Linked DNA regions of Homo sapiens: regions 2, 3, 4, 5, 6 and 7 are each linked to region 1. Evidence: chromatin loops called from intact Hi-C (ENCODE). Cell type or tissue: heart left ventricle. All regions are shown on one strand. Region 1 holds the start of PLCL2 (phospholipase C like 2). Region 2 overlaps PLCL2 (phospholipase C like 2). Region 3 overlaps PLCL2 (phospholipase C like 2). Region 4 overlaps DAZL (deleted in azoospermia like). Region 5 overlaps PLCL2UT (PLCL2 upstream transcript). Region 6 has its middle 86 kb from the start of PLCL2-AS1. Region 7 has its middle 97 kb from the start of PLCL2-AS1.

Evidence for each region. Peaks named below come from ENCODE experiments on the same cell type or tissue, not always from the same donor. Only the 100,000 strongest peaks of a DNase experiment are listed, where the experiment ranks them.
Region 2: it touches region 1 in a loop (2.5-fold over the local background); 11 of 110 quality-filtered maps call a loop at or near these places.
Region 3: a loop joins it to region 1, with 4 times the contacts of the local background. A loop is called at or near these places in 58 of 110 quality-filtered maps.
Region 4: a loop joins it to region 1, with 2.7 times the contacts of the local background. A loop is called at or near these places in 27 of 110 quality-filtered maps.
Region 5: it touches region 1 in a loop (4-fold over the local background); 10 of 110 quality-filtered maps call a loop at or near these places.
Region 6: it touches region 1 in a loop (27-fold over the local background); 17 of 110 quality-filtered maps call a loop at or near these places.
Region 7: a loop joins it to region 1, with 2.0 times the contacts of the local background. A loop is called at or near these places in 17 of 110 quality-filtered maps.

Annotation. Positions count from the first base shown.
Region 1 is chr3:16,882,168-16,886,167 of GRCh38, reverse strand. PLCL2 (phospholipase C like 2) reads right to left here and starts at 1,213. Exons shown (of 6, transcript NM_001144382.2): 1 at 802-1,213. The coding sequence starts at 1,128. LOC105376972 (a long non-coding RNA gene) reads left to right here and starts at 1,826. Exons shown (of 3, transcript XR_002959616.2): 1 at 1,826-2,323; 2 at 2,598-2,762; 3 at 2,904-3,240. RefSeq lists enhancers at 363-862, 863-1,358, 2,361-3,069 and silencers at 851-1,180, 1,391-2,060. In heart left ventricle, CTCF peaks have their summits at 1,775 and 1,975 (motif pointing left); DNase peaks (open chromatin) are centred at 1,137, 1,287, 1,957 and 3,787; H3K4me3 peaks cover 2,755 bases; H3K27ac peaks cover 4,000 bases.
Region 2 is chr3:16,943,641-16,947,640 of GRCh38, reverse strand. The region is part of intron 1 of PLCL2 (phospholipase C like 2); the gene reads right to left. Among named protein-coding and RNA genes, the nearest start is that of MIR3714, 12 kb to the right of the region's middle. In heart left ventricle, a CTCF peak has its summit at 2,078; no DNase peak of the experiment used is centred here.
Region 3 is chr3:17,025,744-17,029,743 of GRCh38, reverse strand. All of the region lies in intron 3 of PLCL2 (phospholipase C like 2), which reads right to left. Among named protein-coding and RNA genes, the nearest start is that of PLCL2-AS1, 27 kb to the left of the region's middle. In heart left ventricle, no CTCF peak of the experiment used is centred here; no DNase peak of the experiment used is centred here.
Region 4 is chr3:16,599,630-16,603,629 of GRCh38, reverse strand. The region is part of intron 1 of DAZL (deleted in azoospermia like); the gene reads left to right. Among named protein-coding and RNA genes, the nearest start is that of DAZL, 3.8 kb to the left of the region's middle. In heart left ventricle, a CTCF peak has its summit at 2,192 (motif pointing left); a DNase peak (open chromatin) is centred at 2,199; H3K4me3 peaks cover 393 bases.
Region 5 is chr3:16,764,855-16,768,854 of GRCh38, reverse strand. It overlaps PLCL2UT (PLCL2 upstream transcript), which reads right to left. Exons shown (of 6, transcript NR_199590.1): 4 at 3,981-4,000; 5 at 1,562-1,748. Among named protein-coding and RNA genes, the nearest start is that of PLCL2UT, 43 kb to the right of the region's middle. RefSeq lists an enhancer at 1-34. In heart left ventricle, a CTCF peak has its summit at 1,624; no DNase peak of the experiment used is centred here; H3K27ac peaks cover 528 bases.
Region 6 is chr3:17,139,067-17,143,066 of GRCh38, reverse strand. No RefSeq gene overlaps it. Among named protein-coding and RNA genes, the nearest start is that of PLCL2-AS1, 86 kb to the right of the region's middle. In heart left ventricle, a CTCF peak has its summit at 1,773; DNase peaks (open chromatin) are centred at 1,748 and 2,255; H3K27ac peaks cover 1,028 bases.
Region 7 is chr3:17,149,690-17,153,689 of GRCh38, reverse strand. No RefSeq gene overlaps it. Among named protein-coding and RNA genes, the nearest start is that of PLCL2-AS1, 97 kb to the right of the region's middle. RefSeq lists a silencer at 158-329 and enhancers at 1,716-1,885, 2,086-2,145, 1,684-2,185, 2,186-2,265. In heart left ventricle, no CTCF peak of the experiment used is centred here; a DNase peak (open chromatin) is centred at 1,763.

The sequences.
Region 1 (4,000 bases):
GTAACATTAGAATGAAACTAACACAAACTCGGGAGTTCCTAATATTACTTCTTGAGTTTAAAATGCTCAAAACAATCGCTGGCTTTCTTCCGCTAACACTGTGCAAGCAAAACCAAGCAAACTGCCCAAAAGAACTTCCACAGTACTCGAGGCCTGCCTACTGCAGCAAGGAAAAAGATTAAATCGTGTGGAACTGTAATCTCTGAGCTTTTGAGCCTAAGAAAGCGGAAATCTGCATTTATGTTCAGAAATCTACTCTATTTTTCTTTGTGACTGAGTGACCGGATATTAGGAGATTTTGCACCCTCGAAGTGTAAACATTTGTAAGAGCCAACTAACTGTATACGGATCAGAAGAACCCTATTAAATAATCTCTGTTCACCCTCTGTTCGCCGCCTGGGATTTTTAAGAAAATGTTCTCACATTTCACATAATCCCTATCTGTGTTTAAGATACAATAGAAATCTTACAGGGAGTCTGTTAACCAGACTAGGCTACACATAAGAGTATGCCCTACCCCGGCAGGTACAAGGCCCTAATGCCAGACCAATCCTGGAAGAGGTGACAGCCCCAAGTTCAACTGAGGATGTCTGAGCACAGCTCCCCCTGCACATTAGGGATCACCTCTCCATTCTTTCCACATGCCATTTGCATCCAATCCCCGCTCAACCACCCCAAGCACCCATGCTCCAGTGGTTCCTGTTAGCAGTGGGCTTCCTCCTTCCACCACCACTCCCCCAGGGAGAAAATAGAATCCAAGGACGGCTGAGGGTGGGCGATGAGCGCCCTTCTCCCACCTACCTTGATGATGCTGCTCCGGCGGGGCAGGCCGCCCGGCTTGCTCTCCCGGGGGAGGGTACAGACGACCGCGCTGGGGGTCGGGGCGAGCGCAACGCCGCGGGGTCCCCTGGTAGGGCTAGCCCGGGCTTCGTCCCCGGACACGCCGAGGCTGCAGTCTCCGTTGGAAACCCCGCCGCTGTCATAGCGCGCCCGCCCGTGGCCGAGGCGACCTCCCCCGCCACCGCCTTCCCCCACTCCGGCTTTCAGGGCGCCCTTGGCGCCGAGGGCCGGGCCCGGGGAGGTGGGCAGGGCCCCGCCGGCGGCGCCCCCCCGGCCGCACTCCGCCATGGGCGCCCCGCGACCCGCCTGCACAAAGCCGCGTCCTCGCGTCCCCGCGTCCCCGCCGCCGCCTCGGGCCGCCGCGCGCGGCCCCTCCTCCTCTCCTCCCGCCGCCGCCTCGGCCGCTTCTTCCGCTTTTTTTTTTTTTTAATTTAGATGTGATGTTTGTTTCGAGCTCTCGCCTTGCGCACGGTTAAAGTCGCGGCGGCAGAATTATCGGAAGATTCCTGCAGGGGAAAGAAGAGAGAGACGAGTCAGCTCCGGCGCCGGCGGAGCCCCGGCTCTCGGCACCTGGGGAAGGAAAACACGCCCCAACACACGCGCCTCTGCGGGCGCCAAAAATAACCCGCGCGGGCCGGGCGCCCACCCCGGGGCAACCCGCGCCCACCTCAGGGGCCCCAGGCACCCACCCCGAGGTAACGGGGCGCCCACGTCAGGGGCTCGGGGCGCGCTTCCCCGGGGCTCAGAGCAACTGGGGTCGGAGCACCCGCCACGCAGGAAAAGGCGCCCACCTCCGGCGAAGGGCGAGGGGAAGTGGCGGCCGCCCCGACACTCTCTGGACACGCGGAGGCGGCTCCCGAGGATCTCCCGGCCCCGGGCGGGCGGGGGGCGACGCGTGGGTCTCTCCGGACCCTAACTCCCCAGAGGCTGCCGCGTGCCGAGCTCTGTCACGTCCCCTCAGAGCCCCGTTAAGGCCCGCGGCGCCGAGAGGAAGCCCACGGCGGGCAGGGGCGGCCGGGTATGACAATCGCCGTGCGGCCCCGGGGCAGCTCCCGGAGGGGGCAGCCCAGACCCACCCCACCCGCCGGCTGCTGTCTCCTCCCGAGCTCGGCGCTGCCCCCTACAGGCCGCGTGGTCCCTCCTCGGTCGCCCCCTGACCCACCATGAGCCGCCTAGCTCCCTGTCGAGATTGCCGCCGTCGCGGCTGCTGTCACCGAGGCCGGGTCATCGGGCCGCGGGGACCTCAAAGCCGAGTGGACGGGAGCCCCAAGTCATTGCCTATCCTTCGCCTCCCCAGAGCTGCTGCAACTGTCAGTCACCCACCCGGAACCCCGAGGGGCAACTACCAAGTAGGCCTCGGGGCCCGGAACAAGGGTCCCGGGGCTCAGGATCTCGGCCGCTGCGCCTCACTCCTGCCCCAGCCCCGCGCACGGAACTCGTTTCCTTCCCACCCAGTTCGGGACACTCCTCTCTGACTTCCCCAGTAGGTCAGACTCATTTCATACACTGGGACCAATTCCTTTCCCTTGGGCTCCTGATTGATTCAACTAGTTGGAAGGATGCTGAGGCAGGGGTGAAGGCTGGGGTGGCTGGCAGGCTATGAGGGGCAGAGGACATCAGCAGAGCCTATTTCGTGCCCTCTGAGTCTCCACACACAGATTTATCATTGAGACCTTCCCGATTCCCCTACCAGGGATGCCGGCTGGCCCTGCCGGCCTGCGGGGCCCAGCCTAAGTCAGGCTCATCTTTTGGGACAGGATCTCACTTGCAGCGCTACAGCCAGTCCCTCTTCTGGTTCTCACGCACCCACTTAAGGCGGAGTGACTGGCCTAAAAGTCCAAGCTGATCGTGTGGCTTCCGTTCGTAAATATCTCCCCTGGATCTCCCTCCCTGGAGCCAGACAAGACTCAAAACTCCGAAGGGTGAGACCCCAGACCTTCCACCGCCACCCCACGCCCCAGGCCTGGGCCCACCCACCTCTCCATCCCAGGCTCCGTGGGCTCCAGCTTCCTACCCTCTCTGGCACCCCAGCCCTTCCCCAACTCGTGTGCTTTCATTTCCAGGAATGCAGTCCCCGCAGGGCGCAAAGGAGAAACTAATAGTCCAGAGGCGGGGTGAACTTAAAGACCTGGCTTTCATTAGCGTGGTGTTGTAACAGACTGCCAAGGAGCCTCTGAGGAAATGGATTTACGTACATATACATACTCGCCCTTGCCCCTGAAGCAACATCAAATACTTTCATGTTATTCTTGGGGGCGTTTTAATTCTTCCGATCCTCTGAATTCGTGTTTTTGTACATCTCTTTCCAACCTGGGCCTACACACTAACAGAAATAGTTTTTTACATCGAAGGACAATGCTTAGTGTTTTATTCAGTCTCAGCTCTTTTCTTTCTTTTTTCTCGTTGTGTTTCAAAATGTTTATTTTTTCTGTCTTGTGATAGTTTTGGAGGAAAAATATTGAAATAATTCAAATCAGGCTCTTAACTCTGCTTTATTAAATTTATAGTCATAGTAGCCTGTGAGTATGCTTCGGGGGAGGAAAAAAGAATGCTGGGGTCTTTATTCTTCAAGTTCTCTAAGTTTGATATTTTGAATAAACACCCAGAGGTGTCTCTGCCTTTTGTGTGTTAGTATCTAATCTTTCCTGCATTTACGAGTCACTAGTAAAATGCTATGAAAGCCATAGATCCCATGGCTCTCACTGTGATTTTCCTGGGCTGAGTAGGGACTTAGTGATGTTTAACCCCCAGTATGCTTTTTATAGAAGCACCAGCTGATTCACCAGTGCCCTCCAAAGTGAGCACCTATCCATCTCACTCTGGACTCCCAACAGGTCATACCAGGGAGCTTCGTTGAAATAGACTTGGCATTTAAATTAAAATGTTTCCCAAAGCATCTTGGCAGACCTGTAACTAATGATGCCAGAGGCCCAAGGCCTGTGCCAGGTTCCCTTTTATTCCCATAAGTGCTTGTCTCCCACAAGCCACTGGTCACACGCCTGCTGATGTTATAGAAGCACTTCTTCATCCCACAAACAGCCCAACTGTAGGTACCCTATCTCAGACATGGTGAAGGGAAGCAGCATGTTCCTCTGACATGTGCGATGCTTGGCTCCCAACAGGCTTTTTATAATAAGCTAAACTCAGATTTTTTCATCAC
Region 2 (4,000 bases), 61 kb before region 1:
ATAATTATTTGGAATACTAAAATAAATGGAGACAAAACTGTTGAAAAGCAGGCAGAGGATATTCCGTTTCTAAAACACTTCCACCCCATGGATGTGATGAAATACTCTCCAAAAGTGCAAAACACCAAACAGGTAGGAAGTGTCAACCCAAAGGCTTTGCAGATGGGCCTTTCTTTCTGACAGTCGCAGTAGGAATCATTATTCCTCCAGCCCCATTTTCTGAGTGTGGTTCTAGGAACAACTGCACCATCGCTTCTCCTGAGGAGTTCAAATCTCCTGTTGTCCAATCTCACAACTGTAAGAGTTTAACAAAATCTTTATTTACTGCTCTTTTAGCAGTTTATGTTGCACTCCCACACAAAATAATGATGACTCATAAGAATAAAACTTTAGCTGGATGCGGTGGCTCGCGCCTATAATCCCAGCACTTTGGGAGGCTGTGGTAGGAGGATCGCTTGAAGCCAGGAGTTTGAGGCCAGCCTGAGTGAGACCCTGTCTCTAAAAAAAAAAAAATAAAATTAGCCAGTTGTGGTGGCATGTGCCTGTGGTCCAAGCTACTTGGGAGGCTGAGGTGGGAGGATCACCTGAGCCCAGGGGGTCGAGGCTGCAGTGAGCCATGACCGTGCCACTGCACTCCAGCCTGGGCAACAGAGCAAAACTCTGTCTCAAAAAAAAAAAAAAAAAAAAGAATGAAACTTTAATTTTATATTCATTCATTTACTCTTATATGGGAAAACTAATATAAAAGAAAAGCTCTCCCTGATTATCTTTTTAAAAGGTGGAAAGAAACTATTAATAATTTTAAAATATTATAAGAAATTTGAAGTAAAATGACTTATGACAGGACTTATAACTTCTATAAACTTTCTAATTAGCTACACAGAGCAACAATGGAATCAAAGGAAAGAAGACACACCATATTCCATTTATAGACTAGAAAAGCAAAATGAAAAAACAAAACAAAATTTAAAACAGTTACAAGAAAACAGTCAACCATTAAGTTGCATTCCAAAAGTTTCTACATAGGTCGGTTGTTTACAACCCTGAATTCATTCTCCCATAAAAACTGTAATATAAATAGTCCTTATAATCTCAGACCAACCCAGAAAAGCCTATTTAATCCACAATGTAACTGAAATAATGTAGGCAGACAACTTAAACATAAGGGAAAATTACTGTTGAAATACTAGTAGTTAAACCAAACAGAAAACAATTTAAATTCAATTAAAAATATTTTTTAAAGCTTTCATTTTGATCCTCCTACTCCATCTAGTATATGAAGAAAAACAATAGTAACTGAAGGAGAACGAAGACTGGAAACTCTCTTCTGTGGAATTCCGAAGCGTCCGCTAGGCCCAATGAAGCACTGGGAAAGCTGGTGAACAAGGTGCGCTCTCCGCTGCCTCCTTTTTGCTTCTCATTTCCCGCTATTTAAACCACCTTTCCCCTTCTTCTCTTCTATCCAAATCCTTCCCATTTCCAATATTCAATTTAAGTCTTTCTATTTCCACAAAGGCTACCTCAGTCTGGAAGATTCTTGACTTAGACTCAAAGCCTGTTGCTCTCACAAATTTACACTGTTTCTCTGGTGATTAATGTTTATGGACCGCCACTGTTCTTGTTCTTTTTAGTAACAGGCATCTGTTGGCTAACAAAGGGATCCGATGTGATGGTGGAAAAGAGAAAAGTAGTGAAACGTATGACATAACTCTAAGAGAAAGTGAAAAGAGGGAAAGGTAGAGAGGATGTGAATAAACCTGCAGAAGATAAAAGGAAGCGATGGGTAAATGGCGCTTGGGTCAGAAAGGTCTCTACTTCATTCATAAAGTGGAACCATGACCCCAGGGTCTACAAATTTGCTGTGTGTGGGAAAGAAATGGAAACAGAGTGGCTATATGACCGATGACTGCTGATGTTAACATATTCATTAGACTGTTTATTGAGCACTTCCTATATAGAGTATGCCACTGGACAGTAGAAGGAATATGAGGAATTGTTTCTGATCAAGGACTTTGCAGTCTGGGGTGGGGGCAGACAACACACTATAGTAAATCCAGAATATATCAAAAGTCACAAGAGAGGTGGTGCTATAGGAGCACAAACTGAGAGTAGGAGACTGGAAGGAAGCCAAAAAACACATCCATTCATTCCAAACATGTTTATAGAGTGCTGAACATGTACCAGGCAATGTTCTAGGTGCTGTGGATATACAAGGAACAAAGCAGAAAAAAACTTCACCCTTCAGGGCACTTATAATAAAAAACCAACACAATATTTCAAAATACAAGTAAAATACATGGCATGTAAGATATATAATATAAATACTACGGAGAAAAGCCAGAAAGAGAAGACAAGTGCTGTGTGTGCATGTGTGTGTATGTGTGTGTGTGTGTGTGTGTGTATGTGTTTGTGTCTGTGATTTTAAACAGGTGATAGGGTAAAGCCTTGCTGAGAAGATGATTTTTGAGTAAAGATCTGAAATACGTGAGGTTGAGCACCACAGCTATCTGCAGGAAGAGTGTTCCAGGCAGAGGGAACTGGGAAGCACACAGCAATGTGTGCTTTAAAAAAATCTGGAATAGGCTGGGCACAGTGGCTCACACCTGTAATCCCAGCACTCTGGGAGGCCCAGGTGGGTGGATCACCTGAGGTCAGGAGTTCGAGACCAGCCTGGCCAACATGGTGAAACCCCGTCTCTACTAAAAGTACAAAAATTACCCGGGTGTGGTGGCAGGCGACTGTAATCCCAGCTACTCGGGAGGCTGAGGTAGGAGAATTGCTTGAACCCAGGAGGTGGAGGTTCCAGTGACCCAAGATCACGCCACTGCACTCCAGCCTGGGCGACAGAAGGAGACTCTGTCTCAAATAAAAAAAAAAAAAACCCGGAGTACAATACATTTTTATTAACTAAAGTCCTCAAAAAATAAAAACATGACTTTATTTTCTTACAGTTCTGGTGCTGCAAGTCCAAGATTAAGGTGCTCCAGGTTTCTTCCCAGGCCTCTCTCCTTGGCTTGCCAATGGCCATCTCCTCTCTGTGTCTTCACATGGTCTGTTTATCTCTGTGTGCCTGTGCTAATCTCCCTTATGAGGACACATATTAGATTAGAGCCCATCCCAATGACCTCATTTAATGTTAATTACCTCTTTAAAGGCCCTATCTCTAAGTACAGTTACAGTCTGAGGCACTAAGGGTTAAAACTTCAACAGATGAATTTTGAGGGGGCACAGTTCAGCCTAGTAACAGGTGTCAACGATGACTCCAATGTTCTTGGCCTGACCACCTGGAAAGATGGAGAGTCATCTGGCTCCCCATTGAAAAATGGGTAGGCTTCTGGCACGTTAGAAGTGGAAATCCTAATAATAAAAAGATTGACTAACCTGTATTGAGTGTTTAGTATGTATGTAAGGCATCATGCTAAGCACTTTATGTGCATTACACTTCACTGAATCCTTACAACATCATTATAATGTTAGTATTATCATCTCCATATACAGATCAGGCAGCTGAGGCTCAATAAGGTTATACAATTTTCCCAAGGTCACACAGCTAGTAAGTGCAATAAAGAGAATTTGGATCCCTGCACTGTGATTACAACAGTCATGCCCTTAACCATTGCCTATTCCACTTCTCCCAGGGAAAGCTATGAGTTGAAGGCATGAAACCATATGTAATAAAAAGTGACCTTAAACATAATACCCAAGAGATCATCAAGCTCAACTCCACCTTTCACAGAAGTAAGCAAGGATCCAAAGGGTGATTAAGTTATTTGCACAAATCAAGCTACCTAGAAGAGACCTTAATTAGAAAATTATTTTATAATGCTAAAAAAATAGAAACAACCTAAACATAGCTTAAAGATTATGGAATAACCTTACAAAAAACACCATGCAACCCTTAAAACAATGATACAGAGCTACACTGATTACATGGATGGATATCTGTTATATTTTTTAAGCAGATAATAACATTTTAGAACAATCTTTTAAAAACACATAT
Region 3 (4,000 bases), 140 kb before region 1:
GGGTCAGTAGGTGTTGGAGAGTGGGGGCCTGTAGCAGTTGGGGGAAAGTGGCTCTCTGGCTTTCAAGAATTTCTCTGCTCAGCTCAAACGGACCCTATCCCTACCCAAGGCTTCCCTTTTCTGGTGTGACCCCAGTCCATGTGCTAACATCATTGTACACCACAGCCTCTGACTATTAGCTCATGTAACAATTGATTTATGAGCATGCTTGGGAAAAAAATCATAAAACACTGTACACATATGAGGGATGTTCCCACCTCAGGCAGCTTAACTGAACCAGGTTTCTCTCCTATCATAGCCAGGTGAATAACTAGGGGCCCTCACATTTTCCTCCTCCTCTCTTCTGCACTAAGCTCTTCTATACAGTTGTTTTTTTTTTTCTTTCTTTCTTTCTTTTTTTTAAGGGCATACGAATCTTTAAGGAGGGAATTGCAGATAGGATAAAGGATCCTCTGATAAAAGCTGGGGAGACATCTAGGGTCTGAACAAGAGGTGAAAGATCCAGGAGCTGGGATGCTGAGATCTTCCTTCTCAGGACCAGTCTCTCCTGCCTCTGGTCCCTCTCTCCCTACAAGCATCTGGAGTTGTCCAAGCACCTCAGGCATCCTCCTCTTCTTGGACCAGCAAAGCCAGCCCTCACTGCCTTAGAACATAAGTGCTTCCATACAGACCTAAGACTGGAAGAGCAGCCACTCTACCCTCTGCGCCCCCTTCCCCGAGGCATTTTGTGTGCATGGAAATAAAAATCAAGTTCGGGGAATACAGGGACATATGGGAAAGACATGTAGGGTAAGAAGGGCACCTGATATCTGTGTCCTGGAGATCAAGGTTATTTTCATTCATTCACCAAAAATGGATTTTGAGTACCTGCTGTGTGCCAGGTTCTGCTGTCGGTGCTGAGAACGCAATGTTGCATAGGACACATGGGCCCTGTTATCCTGGAGCTCAGATTTCAGGGAGAGGAAGAGAGGTACTTTTAAAAAAGGAATTCCCAGCACTTTGGGAGGCTGAGGTGAGTGGATTGTTTGAGCTCAGAAGTTCAAGACCAGCCTGAGCAACATGGCAAAACCCCACCTCTGCAAAAAAACAAAACAACAAAATGAGCCGGGCATGCTGGTGCGTGCCTGTAGTCCCAACTACTCAGGAGGCTGAGGCAGGAGAATTGTTTGAGCCCAGGAGGCAGAGGCTGCAGTGAGTCAACAGTTCGTCACTGCAATCCAGCCTGGGTGACAGGAGTGAAACCCTGTCTCAAAAAAAAAAAGAAAAAAAAAAGGATCAAGCTAATGAATGTATAATTATAAGTTGTGACGAGTATAAGAAGGAGGTGAATAGCATAAACAACAGTAAGGTGTGGGAATCCAGAGGCTTCAGAGCATCTTTCCCATTCCTCAGGTGGGAGAGGGTTTCATGGGATTAGTCTCCACCTCAAGCACTTTTATAATCCCTTCCTTTAAACTGAGTGTGGTTAGCACAGCCTGGATTTTACAGTTTGAGAGAAAGTCCTCCTCCTCGCCTTAGGAAAGGGTGAGAGGAAATGAGGGGTTTTCAGAGACGATGCAGAGCTGCTCACTAACTCTACCCAATTCCCTTCTCTCCACCCAGCCCTTCAGCCCCTCAGCAAGAAATGCTTGATTTGGCTGAGAGAAGGAGTACTATTTAAACTCAATTCTTGGACTGGCTCATTTTTAATGCCTCATTACCAAGCAGCACAACCATGGTTATACATAAACACTAAATATATGTGAGGTTAAATTAGTTACAAATGTTATTGAGTTATAGCACACAGCTCAGGTGGATTGTCACCACTTCCCACTGACGTAGCATGCTTGCCTCACGGGCGCTATTAAAATCAGAGCAAACGTTAATTTCCACTGGCTTTTTCCTCTTTTAGTTTCCACCTCTTGTTTCTTTAGGTTTCTGACCGTAACAATTAGTAGAACCATATTCAGGCTCATTGCTTTTTCCAGCAGAGGAGTGCTCAGGCAACGATAACAGTCTCCTCCTTCCTCCAGGTTAACGATTAGAATCCCATTCTTATGTATCAAAACTCAAAATGCAGTGAGTACATTTTAAAGGAAAGGAAGGAAGAAAAGAAAGAAAGGAAAAAGAGAAAAGAAAGAAAGAGAAAGTCATAATTTAGGTTGGCAAAGGTGACTTTGAAAATCACTGTATCAAAATACCCTAAGGACTTTTACCCAATCCACTTTTGGAAGTGTTGGCAAATTTGTTCTGTACAGAGCCAGACAGTAAACATTGTAGGCTGCTAGGCTTAGGCTTAGTTTCTGTCGCAACTACCCTACTCAACTTTGCCACTGTAGTGAGAAAGCAGTCATTGATAGTATTTAATGGAGGTGGTTGTTCTCCAAAAACACTTCATTTATGGAGAGCAAAATTTGAAGTTCATATGACTTTCATATCACAAGATATTATTTTTTATTTTTCCAATAAATTAAAAATGTAAAAACCATTCTCAGCTTTCAGACTATACAGAAACATGTGTTTCTCAGCTCCTCCTCTAAAATGTTACATGATGCATCACTTGGTAAAACTGGACTCAAAGTACTTGAGATAATATAGTTTGATATGCGACATGCACTTTTTAGGAAAGAACATGAAAAATCAAGTGTAGTTGGTATTTTAAAAGAATAAACACATATTACGATATATGTTGGACAAAAAATTTTGGCTATGGAGAATTCTAACGTTTAACAATAAAGACAGGGCTTAGTTTTAGGAAAACAGCTTAAAATTCGTACCATCCCAGTTATATTTAGCTAAATAATGAAATAGCTGTTTCTATTCACAAAGATAGAATTTATTTTGTTTTGTTTTTTTTTCTAATACAAGATAAACGATCTATTTATTTATTTATTTTTTGAGACAGGGTCTCAGTCTGTCACCCAGACTGGAGTGTAGTGGTGTGATCTCAGCTCACTGCAACCTCTGCCTCCTGGGTTCAAGTGATCCTCCCACCTCAGCCTCCTGAGCAGCTGGGACTAAAGGCATGCACCATCATGCCTGGCTAATTTGTGAATTTTAGTAGAGATGGGGTTTCACCATGTCGGCCAGGCTGGTCTCAAACTCCTAGATTAAGTCTGCCTCGGCCTCCCAAAGTGCTGGGATTACAGCATGAGTAATCTGTCCCAGATAAGTGATTTAAAAGCTAAAGTTATTTCATGCCGCAGAATTACATAAATGATGGTATGGCCCCATCTGATGTCTGTCCAGTGTCAGAATATAACTACAAAGAAAACTAGAATGATCAACATTGATTTCAAAGAAAATATCTGAATTAAATATTTCTGTAGGTAGATGAATAATCTCACATAAAATCTCCATATAAAAATCCCTAACATTTAGCCCTAAACATCTGACTAATACTAATGTGGTAGGGAAACAAATGTTTTAAACTCCTTAACATGTTAGTTTTCAGCTAATTGGTAATTAAGCTTGTAGAGTTAAACTTGACTCTTAACACATCATGTTGTCTACCCACTGTGTGAGAGTAATTTTCTTATGGCTCAGAATTTTAAATGCCCTAATTAAGTTAGAAAAGGCTTAAAACCATTATTAAATGCTATTTTTATTCCTGATAAATTCGTCTGGTAGTAAAATCAGCTTACTGGTATTAAAAGTGGTTATTTTGGTGGGGTGAGTGGCATTAATTATTTCACAGCAATCTGGGGGAATAGAAGTGAAGAGAATGAAAAACAGGAGCTGTTAAATAAACTAACGAGTGACAGTTCCCACAGTCCCCACTGACAGAGCAGTTACTGTGCAGAAGGGACTCACCCTCCAGACACGTGCGCTGCTCTGAGAGGTTTGGTGAGGGTGACGGTGAGTCTTCCCACTCATGTGAAAATGAGAGGCAATGCTGAATTGTATCTCTTATGAACATGAGGTCAAATGTAACGTAACAACAAAATATGAGCTTCAAAGCTTATGAAATGTCAAACTTTATTTATAGAAATACATCAGCTGTGGAGAAAAATCATTACCT
Region 4 (4,000 bases), 280 kb after region 1:
TCACGCCTGTAATCAATCTCTTTAGGAGGCTGAGGCGGGTGGATCACTTGAGGTCAGGAGTTCGAGACCAGCCTGGCTAATACGGCGAAACCCCATCGCTACTAAAAACAGAAAAATTTGCCAGGCGTGGTGGTGCGCACTTGTAATCCCAGCTACTCGGGAGGCTGAGGCAGGAGAATCACTTGAACCTGTGAGGCAGGTTGCAGTGAGCTGAGATCATGCCACTGCACTCCAGCCTAGGCAACAAAGAGGGGAGGCTCAGTCTCAAAAAAAAAAAAATGCTATGAATATCCTTGTGTAAATATCTTGGCATGCTTGTATTATTAATTCCTTGAGATGAATTGCTGTAAGTGGAATTGCTGGGTGAAAGCGCTTTACCCCTTTGGTAACAATTTTAAGTTACACCCCTCATTAGTATAGTGATGAGTATCCTCGCCTATCAAATTATGATACATCTTTTCCAAGCTACTCTTGGTGTAAAGAATGTATCAGTATTTTCCCACTGATGGTGTGTAGAGTGATCTCTTTTCCACACCCTTTCCAATGAAAGGTATTAGGATTTTTTGAATTGTCAACCTAATAGCTGGAAAATATTTTACTATGTTGATGTGCACTTTTAAAAATCATCAATGAAGTTGATCGATCATTAGCTTTTTAAACTTCCTTTTTATTTTTATTTGTATTGATTCATAAAGACTGTATTAATGTTCACCTTTGTCATACATAGTGGAAAAAAATACATAGTAGTAATAAGGAGGTGCCCTTACCTTATTCCTAATTTCAATGGAGATGACTCTAGTATTTCACTTTAAGCTTAATGATAGGGTAGAATTAGATTGATAGAAAATAAGATGTCTCTATTTCTGTTTTACTTGGATATTTAGATAATTTAAAAATGAATGCTGTATTTTGTCAAATGCTTTTTCAGTGGTGAGTTAAAGTAACAATATCCTGTGAAGTATTCTTGCATTTCCAATATAAACTATATTCTTTATATACTGCTGGAATTTTGCATTTGTGTTGAGGGCAGGGATGGCTCATCTTGATGAGGCTTTGTTACTTATATGCTGTTAGCTTTGTAAAATGCGTTGAGAAATACTTTTTTCCTCTTTGAAAATTGAAGAAAAGTGTTTGAATTTTTTAATCTCCTCTTCTGTGTTTTCTGTCTTTATTTCTGGTGTCTGATGTGTATGTGCACCTCTCTCTGACACAAACATACACCCAAGTTATCTATTTCTTTACAAGTTGAAAAAACTCCCACGGAAACTGAGCCAGGTATCATTAGGTGTTTTTTCTCAAGATTGTTTTGTAAAAATTTAAATTTCTCTACAAGTTTGTCATGTCGTTGATTTCCAAATTTATTTCTATAGAGTTTATGCATAGCATTGTTTTATAATCTGTGGTCATAACCCATTTCTCAGGTCTCATATATCCTTTTGCTTTCTTGCCTTTTCTTGCTTAGTTTTGCCAGGATTGTTTATTGCTTGAATTTCATCCTCCCCACCCCCAACTCCCCAAGAATCTACTCTTGGATTTACTTAAAGTTTTGATTCTGATTTTCATGTCATATTTTCTTAATTTTAGCATTCTCTTTATTCGTTCCTTCCTATTGGTGTGAACGTAACTTTGATAACTACAAATTATAGCCTTTTTCCTGGTCAGTTTATATAAATCTCAGTTTGCTTTCATGTTCACATAGTAATTGAATTAGATAATACTGTGAAAGAAGCTGACATCCCAGGAGTTACATAATAATTTTTTCCAGCTTTTAGCTGTCTTTGTCACTTGGTTGTCCAAATATAACAAGGAATATGTTTGCTATAAATAACAATGAGAGTTGTGTATATGATGGTCTTGAAGCTCACCCGTTTACTATTCCAACATTTCTCATTTCAAAATTCACCAACTCACTTGAAGGTATGATTAAGAAAATTACTTCTTTAATGCAGTTTGTTTTCAGGATGCTATTGACAGTTACGATGGTACTTTCTTTAAAATTAAGCTTTTGCTTATCCTAAGCATTCATTTATATTTTTGGCCACGGTTTCACCAAAGTTTGTCTATTGATTGTGGATTTTTATATATACATTATAATTATGTATAAATACAGTAGGAATTTAACAACCCTTGCTAATCAAGCCGTGGTAAAAATGAAGTACATTGCTTACTTTGTTAGCTTTGAGCGCCACCTGCTGGCTGAGAACTAGGACATGATGGTGCCTCCTTAATTTAAGATGTTATTACGCTATTAAAGTGATCCTATGAATTTTATATTTACGATTCCAGTTAAGCAGGCAGCCAGTTTGTAAGATCCAAGCCAAAGTCAGACTTCCTAATAATATCAAATGCCTCTTTTCCTCTTTACCAAACTACTGTTGTCGCCAAGTATCCGTTTTACTCTTGTATAGGGTATGAGAATTAGAAGAGACACCAGAGATCTTTTCCAACCATTCATTTTCAAGCAAGGAAACTGAGGTCCTGAAAAGACTTACTTTACTGAACAATGGAAATCAGGTTCTTCCCAAACAATAATTTTCCTCCTCAATTCTTGTGGCACTGTCACAAGGTTTCTTAACCACACCCTATTCAAATTTTGGACCAAATAGTTCCTTGTTGTAGGAAGCTTTCTTTGCATTGTAGGATGTGCAGTAGTATTCCTGGCCTTCAGCCCATCAGATGCCAGGAATACACCTCAGTTGTGACAAGCAATCTCTAAACGTTGTTAAATGCCCCCAGGGCTCAAAAATCTTCCCCAGTTGAGAATCAATGCATTATCATGACCTCTTATAATCTGACACAGTTTTCTGCCAGATGTTACACTTCTAAATTAAAATACATCCAAACACTGTGATGCAGAGACAATACTGTATATATAGCTTGTTTATCAAAGAAAAACATATCCAAAGTTCATCCACAAATCAAGGGGGAATTGAAAAGGAGAAAAAACTACAAGAATTTCAGAATTTATTTTGTTTTGTTTTATTCTGTTTGGGATTTCTGAATGAACTGAGAAGGGATTGGTAAATTGTCTGTAGGGGGGAAATCTAATCAGGTTCCTAATAGTTCAAGATACGCAGCTTAATGTCATTTAGAAAAACAACGTAAGACATTTTTAGAAAGGAAAAACTGTAGAAATAGTTTTTAAATTTTTCTTCCACATCATTGTCATGAAATACCACTATTAAAAGAAAGAATTAGGAATTATTTACAAACCCAAAATAGCAAGTATAAGCACAAACGAATAGAGAAAAGCAATAAACTCAGCTTTAGTTGATTTGACAATTTAGATTTCATCTCTAGTAAAGCTGTGTAGAATCAGTAACTTCTAGCATCTAATTAACAAAGCAGGAACTCTACTTTCTTATTAATTCCTATAAAATTACTGTGCTTTTCAAAAAGATAACAGTTGCTTTCTTTTGTCTTGTTTTCTTTCAGACAGGTATATGTGTAATAGCTTTCTCTTTTGCAGCTTTTTGTAGTTACCTTTTGTAGTCAACAGGCACTTCACCAATGATTTTTAAATTAATGATGTTTCATAGTTTCCTGATGTTTCAATTCGTTCTTAATTAAAAGTATCTTCAAGATAAGTCAGCTAAAATAGTAAAGCCAAAAAAGAAACTTGAAAAAAAATCTGAAAATAAATTCAAATAACAGGACACTAACTTATATTGATATACCACTTTATACTTTACAAAATGAATTCACAGATGTTATCTCATTTCCTTCTCAAAGCAGTTTGCCCAGAGATACACGGCTGGCAAGTAAGTGGCTTGTAACCACTTACCTGTAAGGGACATAAACCTAGATCTCCTGACTAAATTAATTTTTGTTTCACTCTGCTATATTGCTTCTCCAACATATATATTACTTACAAATTCTACTTCAGAAAATTTTACATTAGCCTTAGAGTCTACTGCGGAAAGAATAAAGACAGTTCTGATCAAAATCCAGAAAAAATGAGTTATATGTGTGTTTCTTTATCTGAAAATAAAGATGGTAT
Region 5 (4,000 bases), 120 kb after region 1:
CCTCTTAAGAGGTCACCATAGCATATACAGCATTCTTTCTTCCATTGGTTACCAGGCTGCTCCCATCTATGAAAAATGTCCAATCTACATGCAGCGTGGCTGTATTCTTCAAATCAGGATGGCTGGAAAATACTTGATCAATAACTTATAAACAATTATGCATAGGTTGTTTTGGTTCTTTGGTAGGAAGAAGTAAAGTAGCTGGGTTCAGGGCTCTGGTGGTTTGTAATTTCACTGTGGGGTCATTTAAAAATGGCCTGGCATTTGCCTAACTTGCTGCTGTCAGCCAATAGTCTCCCTTTTGTTCCAGTGGCACCAGCACTTGGCAAGGCACATAGACTGTGACAGGCTGTCCCAAAGTTAGCTTCTCAGCTTCCTTTAACAGCAGGCTGGTGGCAGAGACTGCCCTTAAACAAGGGGGTGGGCAGCCTTTGGCCACAGTCACCAGCTGCTTAGAAAAGTAAGCTACTGGCTGTAATATTTCTCCTAACTTTTGGGAGAGGACCCTGAGTGCCAGACCCAGTCTCTCATGATTGTACAGTTGAAAGAGCTTGTGAGGATTTGGAAGCCCCAAGACTGGTGCAGAAATTAACTTACATTCAGTTGTTTGAATGCATGTTGGTGTTTGTTTCACTTCCCAGTTGAAGGGATCATTGTCAGCCCCTTTCAACAGCTCATATAGTGGCTTTGCTGGCAGTCCATAGTTAGGAATCCAAATGCAACAAAACCCTGCCATACCCAGAAATCCTCTCAGCTGTCTTCTAGTAGAGGGTGTGGTGATGGAGGCAATTGCATTTCATGTTTCCACCATCGAGGCTCTGGTTCCCTTCTGCAAGAGAAACCCTAAGTACCCCACAGTTTTTCTGCATATTTGAGCCTTTTTACTTGAAACCTTGTACCCATGGGTTGCTAGGTGATTTGGAGTTTTAATGGTATTATTTTGACATCCCCATTCACAGGGGCTAGATATTAGTAAATCATCCATGTATTCTAACAACACCCCATTTTCCAATTGTAAACTTCTTGAGTCTTGAGCCAAGACTTCTCCGAATATAGTTGGAGAGTTTTTAAACCCATGTGGGAACACAATCCAATAACACTGAAACTGAGTTGCGGCTTCAGGATCTGTCCATTCAAAGACACACCGCAATTGACTTTCTATGCGTACAGGTATGCAAAAGAAAGCATCCTTTAAATCCAATACTGTAAACCATTCACGATCTCCAGGAAGAGAAATAAACACAGTACATGGGTTAGCTACAGTGGGATGTACATCTTCTACAATGTCATTAATTGCCCTTAAATCTTGTACAAATTAAAATTTGTGTGAGTGAGGCTTTTTCACCAGCAAAATTGGAGTGTTGTAAGGAGAATGATGGGGTACTATTAGGCCATACTACAAGAACTGGACAAAGACTGGTTGAATGCCTTCTAGTGCTTCTCTTTTTAAAGTGTATTGTTTCTTCTGGACTGGCTAGGCTCCTTCCTTAATTTTAATTTTCACTGGGTCCACACTGATGGCCTTCCTGGGCCCATGTGAAGCCCAAATCTCTGAGCTTACCTTGTCAAGGATTTCCTGTGGAATAGTCCCTGTTTTAGAGTTGGAAGCCTCTGAGTCTGTTAGGAGCGCCTGCAGCTGAAACCCATGTTCCAGAGGCACTTGGGAGACACATCTGGTGTTTCTCGGGATTACAGACTTACATAGCAGGTACATAGCAGGTCTCTGCCAAGTAAAGGGACTGGGAACTCTGGCACATAAAGGAATTTAAGAGTATTAATTCATTGCCCACTTTACAAGAGAGGGGACACAGGAACCATTCCGATCTTAGTTCTCTGCTTATCCCAACCACATTAACAGAAGTATTAGAAAGTCCAGTTACTGGGGTGTTAACCACTGAATAAGGAGTGCCAATGTGGACTAAGAAATCCACTTTTTGTTTCTTTACTGTCAATTTTACCCCAGGCTCCTGTGGGGAGATTTTAATATCAGATAGGGTTGGAGCTGTTGGGGGCCTTGGGCACCTTCAATCTTCCTCAAATTCATTTCCAGGCTTAACTCCCATCAGTGATTTTGGTTCACTCTGGCTTAATTTTGGACAACCTTGTCCCAATGTCCTGTTTCCCAGCAGCAAGCACATTGATCCTTTTCTATTTTTCCTCTCCATTTTTGGAATCTCTTTCCTTTTGGATTTCCTCCTGCTGTGGCTAGAAGTATTGTTGCCTGTCACAGGTTTTTAACTTCCCTGGTTTCTCTGCTGTTATAAACCTTTAATGCAATATCAATCAATTGGGAGGCATTCGTCCCAAAGGCCCCTTCTATCTTTTGGAACTTTTTCCTGATATCAGGGGTACTTTGCCCTATGAAAGTCATATTAACCATATTGACATTTTCAGGATCTTGTAGGGGTCTGTATATTTTCTGAACACCTGACAATATGTTCCATGAACTCAGAGGGTTCCTCATTAGGTTTTTATTGGAGCTGCTGTACATTGTTTAAGCTCTTAGGTTTAGGCATTCCAGATATCATGCCTTTTTTTTTTTGTTTGAGACGGAGTTTTGCTCTTGTTGCCCAGGCTGGAGTGCAATGGCATGATCTCGGCTCACTGCAAACTCCGCCTTCCAGGTTCAAGTGATTCTCCTGCCTCAGCCTCCCGAATAGCTGGGATTACAGGCATGCACCACCACGCCCAGCTAATTTTGTATTTTTAATAGAAACAAGGTTTCTCCATGTTGGTTAGGCTGATCTCGAACTCCTGACCTCAGGTGATCCACCCGCCTTGGCCTCCCAAAGTGCTGGGGTTACAGGCATGAGCCACCATGCCCAGCTGATTTCATGCCTTTTAATATGTATCTCCTGTAGTGTTCCAAGTGAACCATGCCAGCCGCATTGGCCTCATTAGGGTACCAACTTGGGTCCATAGAGAGGATTGCCCTATCAGAATCTGGAGTATCATCTAGGTCCTCATCATAAAGGTGTTGCACTTCCTCTTTTGCTTTGTCTAAAACTAGCTGCCACTCATCTGCAGTGAGCATAATATTCAGGAGGGCTTACACACCTGCCCATGTGCTACAATGAGTAGCAAATATAGTAGTATATAATTCAGTCATTTTCTGGGGATCCTGTCTATATGAAGGATGTTTTTCCAATTTAACAAGTTGGATGTGGAAAAAGGATTGTAGGCCCAATAATATCCAGCCAGAGCTCCTTGCTGATTAACCCCTACTGGGTATTGTCATAGTGGAAATTGCCCTGCTCCAGGGTCAGTGACCTCCCCAAATTAGTACCTTGCCTAGTTCGAGAGGGAGACACTAACTCTGCGGCTTCCTTATATTCTGGGGGCAGTAACTCTTCCTTTCCTTGCCTTAGCACTGGAGCAGTAGCTACTATAGGGGTTAAGAGCATTTATTAACTGTTGGGTTTCTGAGTCCTTTCTTCCTCCCCTTAGGAGTCAGGACAAACCTTAGCAGTGTATTGTACCATTAACTTATTCCCTTCTTTCTTAACATCCTAATCATACAGTAACATGGATGCCAGGACATATGGCATTTCCCCCCATTTTCCCAACCGTTGGCAGAATAGTTCTAACTGAGAGATGGTGTGAAAGTTCAAGGTCCCACAAACTGGCCACCTTTCTTCAGACTCTAAAACATACATTGGCCAAGCTATGTTACAGTAAAAGATTAATTTCTTTTTAGTCATGGGTGGATAACCATATTGTTTCCAATCTGCCAGAATTCTCCCTAGGGGGCGATGGGCAGGAACAGAGACAGTGTTTCCCATCTTGAGTGCTCAAAACTTAACAGATAACAGACACACAAAAACAGATTCTCACAGCCAAATGTAAATATATTTCAAACAAATGCAAAGTAGATGTACAAATTAGCCCTATTGTCTCCTTAAGGGTACCAAAATGAATGGCTTTGCAAGCCCCGATAAGGAAGACAATAGACTCCCTGCTTATGATCCAGTTTTACTCACCCCTTCAGTGTCCTAGCCCC
Region 6 (4,000 bases), 260 kb before region 1:
CAAGATGGCCTCTTCCTGACCTGGCCCCAGCCTGCTCACTTGGTCAGTTGAATCAAAGAACATCAGGAATTTGTGGTGTGCTCAAAACACAAGGGAACCTCCAGCAGCTCTGAGGCCATCTGAAACACTCTCGAGGACAAAACTTTTAAGGATAAGGGGGTAAAGTGGCAAGAGGGCCTGATGTGGTCTTTGAGGACCACTTCATGTTTTGAAATTTAGGTGTTTGCAGCCAATATTAAAAAACAGAGATTGCACATGAAAATCGGGATGCATGCCTCTCTTAACGCCTGGGAAGCTCTGTCCGTGGAGCCCACAGCAGGGCTGGACGGGGTGAGCCAGTGAGGCACGCAGGGGCTCAAGGTAAGGAGCCCACCCCTTCAGGCAGCGGCTCCGCGTTCGCTAGGCCTGATGTGGGTCTGGTGGGTGTCTGTATTTACCCCAAGGGACCCTCGAGAAGTCAGGCCACATCCTATGCCTCCTGCTCCCTCTTTTTTCTTTCTTTTTCTGAATTGGCAGCCTATTTTATTTTCTTGAATTAGAATTTACATACAATAAGGTAGATATTAAAGGCTCAACCCATTGATTTCTGACAGATGTTGTCACCTGTGTAAACACCACACCGTCAAGATACAGAATATTCCATCATCCCAGAAAACTCTCTCAGGTCCCCCCAAGTCCTGGCCTCCCCCAAGGCAACCACTGATGTGTGTTCTATTGCCAGGAGCCTTTAGCCGGTTGCAGAACTGCTCAGGAATAGAGTCCCGCAGGGTCCTCAACTGCTATGAAAACAGCTCCTTTTCATCACTAGTGGCATGCCGGTGTGTGGATGTACCATAGCTGGTCTGAACAATTGAGGAGTTTATGGGCTGTTGTGAACACGGCTGATGCATGAACAAGCACCTGTGGGATTTGCTGAATCTCTTAATTGGTCACTTTCATGGGTGGGGGAAAGAAGGTTGATTGGCACCAGTCTTCTGACCCCATTCCCTCCCCCAGCTTTGAAAGATTTAGCTCCATGTTATTTGCCCACCCTTTCTTCAGGGTCTCCCAGGAGTGGATTTGCAGGAAGGAGCAGGGAGGGAAGGGGAGTGGTCAAAGATGGAAGTTTAGTGGAAGACACAAGTCAGAACACACATGCGCACATGCATGCACACACACAAACACATGCATGCACACACACAAACATGCATACACACGCATGCACACACATGCACATGCACACACACACAGGTGCACACACTACCAAGCTGCAGGGTCATGGAGTTGCGGATCCTCTCAGATCAGATCTGCGCTTGGAGGCTGCATTTCATAGATCAGTCTCTTTTCCAGGGCCTGTCATGCCTCTAATTCTATGCACCCAGTGCAGAGCTGCCGGGTTTGCCTTTCTACAGAGACATTATTTGCTCATGTCACCCACCACTCAGGTGCCTTTCATGGGTTCTCTTTGCCCATCTGAGTTCCACAGGCCACAGATGGCCATTTCCTCCACCTCACACCCGACGACACACCGCATGCTTGTTCTGACCCAGCCCTTTGTGGTTGCTGAGCCTTGGGCTGGGAGGATCAGCCCCCACGCTGTGCCCAGGATGTGCCCCATCCCCTCTGCTGTCATTACTTTTGTGAGCACCTAGGAGCAGGGCCAGATGGCAAGAGAGCCATGGATCCTCTCCTGGGCCACACCTTGGTGCTCAGGCTATGACAGCAGAGGTCTGCCCTGACCAGGAGGAGCCAGTGCTGTGGAAACTGACCTGGCTCCTCAGCCTCCCTTGGCTGCCACGTGGGGGCCCTCCAGGCTCTGGGCACACCAGTCCCCATGCCCCTCAAATGCGCAGGTGAACATGAATGCTACCCTTGCTCAAATATAAGTGACCTCCAAATATCAAGTTCTCCCAGTAACGTCTGTCAGGTTGTCTTGTGACCACCTAGACATTTAGTGATCAAGATAAACTAGTCAAATGTCCCATGTAATACTTGCCTTATTCATTGGTTGCACATAAATCCTAAACGTCTCTCGAAACTGGCATGTCCTGTGCCTGATGGTGAAGCTGCTCTGCTTTGCCAGGAACAGCCCTCTGGTGGGGGTAAGGGTGGAGGTGGGTCCAACTGAGAGTAAATTCCCTATAAGGGGCCGGGACAGAATGTACCGCCAGATTACTACCCGCACCCCCTACCACCCCGAAAGTACACATATCGCTCCCCTTTAGAGGGACCAGGACTGGCTGGTATCCCTGAGGTGTCCAATTGCAGCCAGCCCTGACTCACCCGTGTCCTCATGCCAAGGGCTCTGGACTGGGCCAGAAAGAGGCAGAGACAGAGGAAACAGAGCGCTAGAGAGGGAGACAGAAAGGGAGAGACAGAGAGAGACAGTGATAGACACAGAGAGATAGCATCAGAGAGAGGAGGAGAGAAATAGAGACAAAGCCTTAGAGATACTGAGACAGAGACATTTAAAGACAGAGACAAAGAGATAAGTAGAGACACACAGAGATACAGAGACATACAAAGAGAGACATGCGGACGCACAGAGACGAGAGAGAAAGAAACAGAGCTAAAAAGTGGGGTGGCGGTGGGGGAAGACAAAATCTGAAACAAAAAACAAAACAAAACAAAAGTCTCTCATTGGCGGCTGAACAGGGATCTAATCACCAGGCTCGTCCAGCCTTTCATGTCTGGCAAACTTCTTGAACTGCTGGAAAGATCAAACGCACACAGCTCTTCATGAGTCTAAGACCCTTTTCACCCAGCCCCACATCCCAACCCCAGAAGGCTTTCTCCGAAGGGGCTTTGAGAAATTAAGTTAAAGGCTTTAGAGTCATGGCCAGGAATGCAAGCCCCACCCACCCTACTGCACCCCAGAAGCATGCCCCAGAATAAGGCCACACCAGGGCCCCCAGCATCCTCACCTTCTGCAGCGCAGCAGAGGCCCTGTGAGGAGCCAACCAAATGCTGCCCACCACCACGTGGTGAGTCTCCAGGGAAACGCCAAGACCCCTTGTCCACCTCTCAGGGCCCAACAGAGGACCCCGGGCTCCACAGCAAAGGCAGTGCAAACAGGGAAAGGGATGCGCGGTGCATCATTGCCTGATCGGGGAATGGCTGTGCTGTGTGTGTGTGTGTGTGTGTGTGTGTGTGTGTGTGTGTGTGTGTGTGTGTGGTGTGTGTCTGTCTGTCTCAACACAGCTGTCACCCCGAAGAGGCCAGGAAAAGGGATGCTTCCAAATACAATCGGCATAAAGAAACCTGGAGCCACAGAAGGTCCAGACCAGGAGACAGCAGAATGATTTCAGGGTTGGAACAAAGGCTGGTTCGCTGTGCAAGAGCAGGTCCACCAGCAGCACCAAGTGCTGCCCCGAGCCTGGGATTAAGTGTTTTCTGCTGTGTCACAGACACAGGCCAAGGTGGGCTGTGCTGCCGTGGGCTGGGTGGACGGGCACCCATGTTGCAGGTCATGGCAGCACCACACAGTCCGTAACGATGTGGTTGCATGTCTGTTTCCAACTCCTTGGCCAGGGGAGACTTCCTTTTGGTTTGCTGCCCAACCATGCAAACACCTGCACCTGCAGCCCTGAAAAAATATACCACAGTTGTTGTGCCCTCTGCCCAGGAAGAAATATTCAAAGACAAAATCGCTGCATAACAATGTGACTTCATTGAAAAGCAGCCCCTCCAGCTCAGCAAGTCAGTCCACAAGTGGGCTGTCCCCTACGCACCCAAACTAGCTGCATTTTCAGCCTTACCCAGTGACCCTCTTCAGGTCACTTGGCTGCACAGGAACCCACCACGTGGCCAGGGCCGTGGAATCTGTTGATGGATCAAATTTGGCTCAGAGCTCATGGACATCCACCTCTGCACTCAGAAGACTGTGCCGCAAACACTGGGACCCGCTGCCCAGGAGTGCTTCTCCCTGCCCAAAATGCACAGAGCCAGTTGACAGGAGAGGAGAAGCAGGAGAGAAGTGTGGATAAATCCTTACCACCACATCTCTTGGCTGGGGTAACTG
Region 7 (4,000 bases), 270 kb before region 1:
CATCCGGTGGTAGACTAAGGCACTCCAGCCATTCTGGGGAGCTTACAGGCCCCATCCAAACCCTGCAGTATGTGTAGCTGCTCACTCCTCTCCCCCAGGAAACCTTAGATATGTTTTTTAAGCACACCCCAAAACTCTTTGACACCGGTCCCATGAAGAGGCCCTTGAATCTTGGCTCTGTGACTTCTCAACCAGTAGACTATGGAGGACATGATGCGGCATCAGATGGGACTACTTCTTGTCTCTTGGTACATTCACACTTGGAACCTGGCCACCATGCTGCAAGGAAGCCCAAGCAGCAATGTGGAGAGCAGCCAACAGTCAATAACAGCTTACAATACCATCTCGGAAGTGGATCCTTTGGCCTCAATGACACTGTGCAGAGCAGAGACAAGGTATACCCACCAAACCCTTCCCAAAGTACAAAATTGTGAGCAAACTAAATGATTGTTTTAAGCTACTGAGTTTTGGGGAAGGTCGTTATGCAGCAGTGGCTATTTCCTGATAACTCTGACTAGCAGGATCCATCTCTTGTAAACTCTCCCATCTTAGGACTGTACACGTTCTCCAGGCCTTTGTCCTACACCTCCCTGCATTCTGCTGAATATATTCATGTCCAAGTCCAGATTCTGCATTTCTTATCTTGAAAAGAGGGACTCTGAGCCTTAGCTATTTATTTACCCATATTTATGAGCCTACCATGTGCCAAACACTGTGCTGGGGGCTGGAGACATGCAGTGAACAAGATGGATAAGATGCCTGTCCTCAGGGAGCTTGCAGTCCAGTGGGAGAGAAAGGCAATGCCCAGTGAATGAATGAGATAATTTCAGATGGGAAGGATGTGGCAGAGACCCTTCAGGAAGCCCCAGTTCCCTTTCCCCCTGGGGAGGGACACAACTAGACCAGCCTCCCTTGAAGGGACTGAGCTTGGGCCACTGGAGTGTGAGGGGTGAATATGAATATGTAGAGGAGGAGGAGATGAGTAGATGACTCTGGGAGCCCAGAACGGTGGGGTGGGGGAGAGCGCAGAAACCACCTCCTCCCCAGATCTTGAGGACCAGCCAGTCCCAGGTTTTTCCTAAACCTCTTTGTCATTCTTTGCTTTCATTCCCATAAACGTTGCCCCTCCCACAAACATCACCCCTGGGGAAAGAGTCATAATCAACTCTGATCAAATCCCAGGCTGCTTACAGGTTGGGGAAAGATAGAAGCCAGTGTCAACCAACCCCAGTTCATTCAGAGATGTTAGTGTCCATCAGACACCAGTGCCGTGAGCCCTGCCTGCCTGACTCCTCCCTCAAGGTGCCAGGGGTCCATCTATCCCGCTGTCAGCCAATCAAGAGGGGACTATGAGCAAGACAAGCAAGCTCCAGGAGCCTCCATTTCCCCGTCGTTAATATTGGGGGGTGGGGCTGGGGCAAATGCCTAGCTTGGCCACCTCGCAGGGGTGTTGCAAGGGTATTAAGCCTGTCAAACTCCAGGCCCTGGGTCTGGCTGTCACCTGCATTAACTCCTCCCAGTCTCCCCATGGGGGCCGGTGATGGGGAAGGCAAAGCCTTGGGCTGATGTGGCCACATGTGTGCAGACAGCCCAGAAGCTCTGCCCCTCAGGACTTTCCCTCCCCCAGCACCTGAATGGCAGGATTTGGGTGGCTTCTAACTCCTGGAGGTGACAAGCTCTGCATGATCGCAGCAGCCGCTGTGCTTCCATCTACCGTGCAGCACCAGCACCAGGGACCAAACTCACCCTGTCACAAGATATGGAGGCATGTTCCTGGGCATGTGTGTGACTCACCCAGTGTCGCAGCGGTGGTGCGTGGCAAGGCTGCCGCTGGGTTTCTGAGAATCCTGCACCTCAGAGATTCAGAGAAACTCAGACTTTCAGAGAAAGTCTGTCCTGTCCGCTGTCAGCAGAGGCGTTAACCACAGAGCTTGCAGTGGGAGCCCCGAGAACTAGCTCAGCAAGGCCAGGCAGAGTTCATCCTTCCTGTCCCTGAGCTGCTCTGGGGCTGGAGGCCTCATGAAGCAGAGCCAGATGTTAGCTCTGTCCCTGGTGGCAGTGTGGACGTGGCAGACAGGTGAGAGATGGGCCTGCTGGAGTCGAACTGGGGATCCACTTTACCGGATTCCATGGGAACAAAGCAGATACAGGCCTCATGTTATGACCCCTCCTGCGTAGGCTGGGTTTGGTCCCAGCTCGTCCAGGAGACAGTGGGTAGGCCCCACTCTCTCTGACACTCCATCTGAAAAATAAGGAGGCTGGGGTAGAGCTGGCTTTTTTTTTTTTTTTTTTTTTTTTGAGACGATTCTCGCTCTGTTGCCCAGGCTGGAGTGCAGTGGCACGATCTCAACTCACTGCAACCTCCACCTCCTGGGTTTCAAGCAATTCTCCCACCTCAGCTTCCCGAGTAGCTGAGATTACAGGTGCCCACCACCACACCCGGCTAATTTTTCTGTATTTTCAGTAGAGATGGGGTTTCACCATCTTGGCCAGGCTGGTCTTGAACTCCTGACCTCATGATCCACCCACCTTGGCCTCCCAAAGCGCTGGGATTATAGGCATGAGCCACCACGCCCAGCCGAGCAGGCACTTTTTTCAAACTTTTTTGACCAGACCCCACAGTAATAAATACATTTTATGATGAAATTTGACTGGCTTAAAAATATATTCCATGATATATTAAATAGGATTGTGTCTGCTGCTATATAACACACAGGTTCCAAAATGTCAGTTGCTTAAAACAAGAGAAGTCCATTTCTCACAGACATAAGTATCAAAGTGAGGCTTCCTGGTTTGTGTGTGACTCTCCTCCATGCAGTGATTCAGGGACCCAGCCACATTGAGGCTCCATCCTTTAGGACTTTCCCACCAATGTCAGAGACACTTTGACTAAGAAGTAAAGTGTCACTTTTAATCACATTCCACTGGGAAAGCAAGTCACCCAGCGGCCCACCTAGACACAAGGGCAGCCCCTTCCTAGGGACACACTGATACTATGGAGAGGAGTACAGCTTTGCTAGCCAGTCAGCTGCCTCTACCCCCATACCCTAACCCCTGAATACACACACCATACACACCCTGAAACAGAAGGCTCGTGAAACAAACATCCTCATACCGCATGCAATACCTTTCTCATTCTGATACCTCCTCCCCTATTTTATTTGATTCTATTTTACTTTCATAAGTGCTGGATGTGACCCACTAAATTAATCTCATGATCCACTAATGGGTCAATTCCTACAGCTTAAAGATTCAGATGATTCCTTAAAGAAGTGTCCATAATACTAACCAACTCTGAAGAGTGTATGGAGTTCAGTGGCCACATAGTTGATAAGCTTTTTTAGCTAAAAAGAGAACTGCTTGAAGCCATAGCTGTCACTCAGAGGAAGAAGCATGTAAGAAAAGTGGCTTTTAATGCAGAATAAATTGGAATATCCTCCTAATCTATGCAAAGACATAAGAACTGCTCAGGTGTCCAGGGGCAGAAGGCATTTGGGGTTGGGGGGTGGGGGGCAGCAGAAGGACAGTTTCTGAGGGACATGTTGGCTCCAGGCTCTTTTCTGGGAGGATTTGACAAGTGCTTTTCCCAGAATGCAGCCAATTTTGCACAAATTCCAGCCAGGTGGCAATGATCATTCACCAGAATGTAGGAGGAGGACCTAGAGTCTTGGCACCTGCTGTGAAAGATCCTCTATGTCCCCGGGTCTCCCTTCCTCTCCCACCTTGCCTCCCCCGGAAAGGTCCACTCGGCCGCATTCTTGTTGCTGATGTCCTCTGATCCCTGACAGGTCTGCAAAACACTTCTGGGCCTGGTACTCTTCTCTCAGAAACACCTGGGAAATAGCCCCATAACTTGTGACTCCGTTCATGATGTATGGCCCAAAGTGACATTGGGGACACTGACCCCTTTCTTTGAAGAGATGAATCAGACCTCAATAATAACCCAGACACTCCTGCATAAATCTAATTTCAAATATCCAACTAGGCCAGGTGCAGTGGC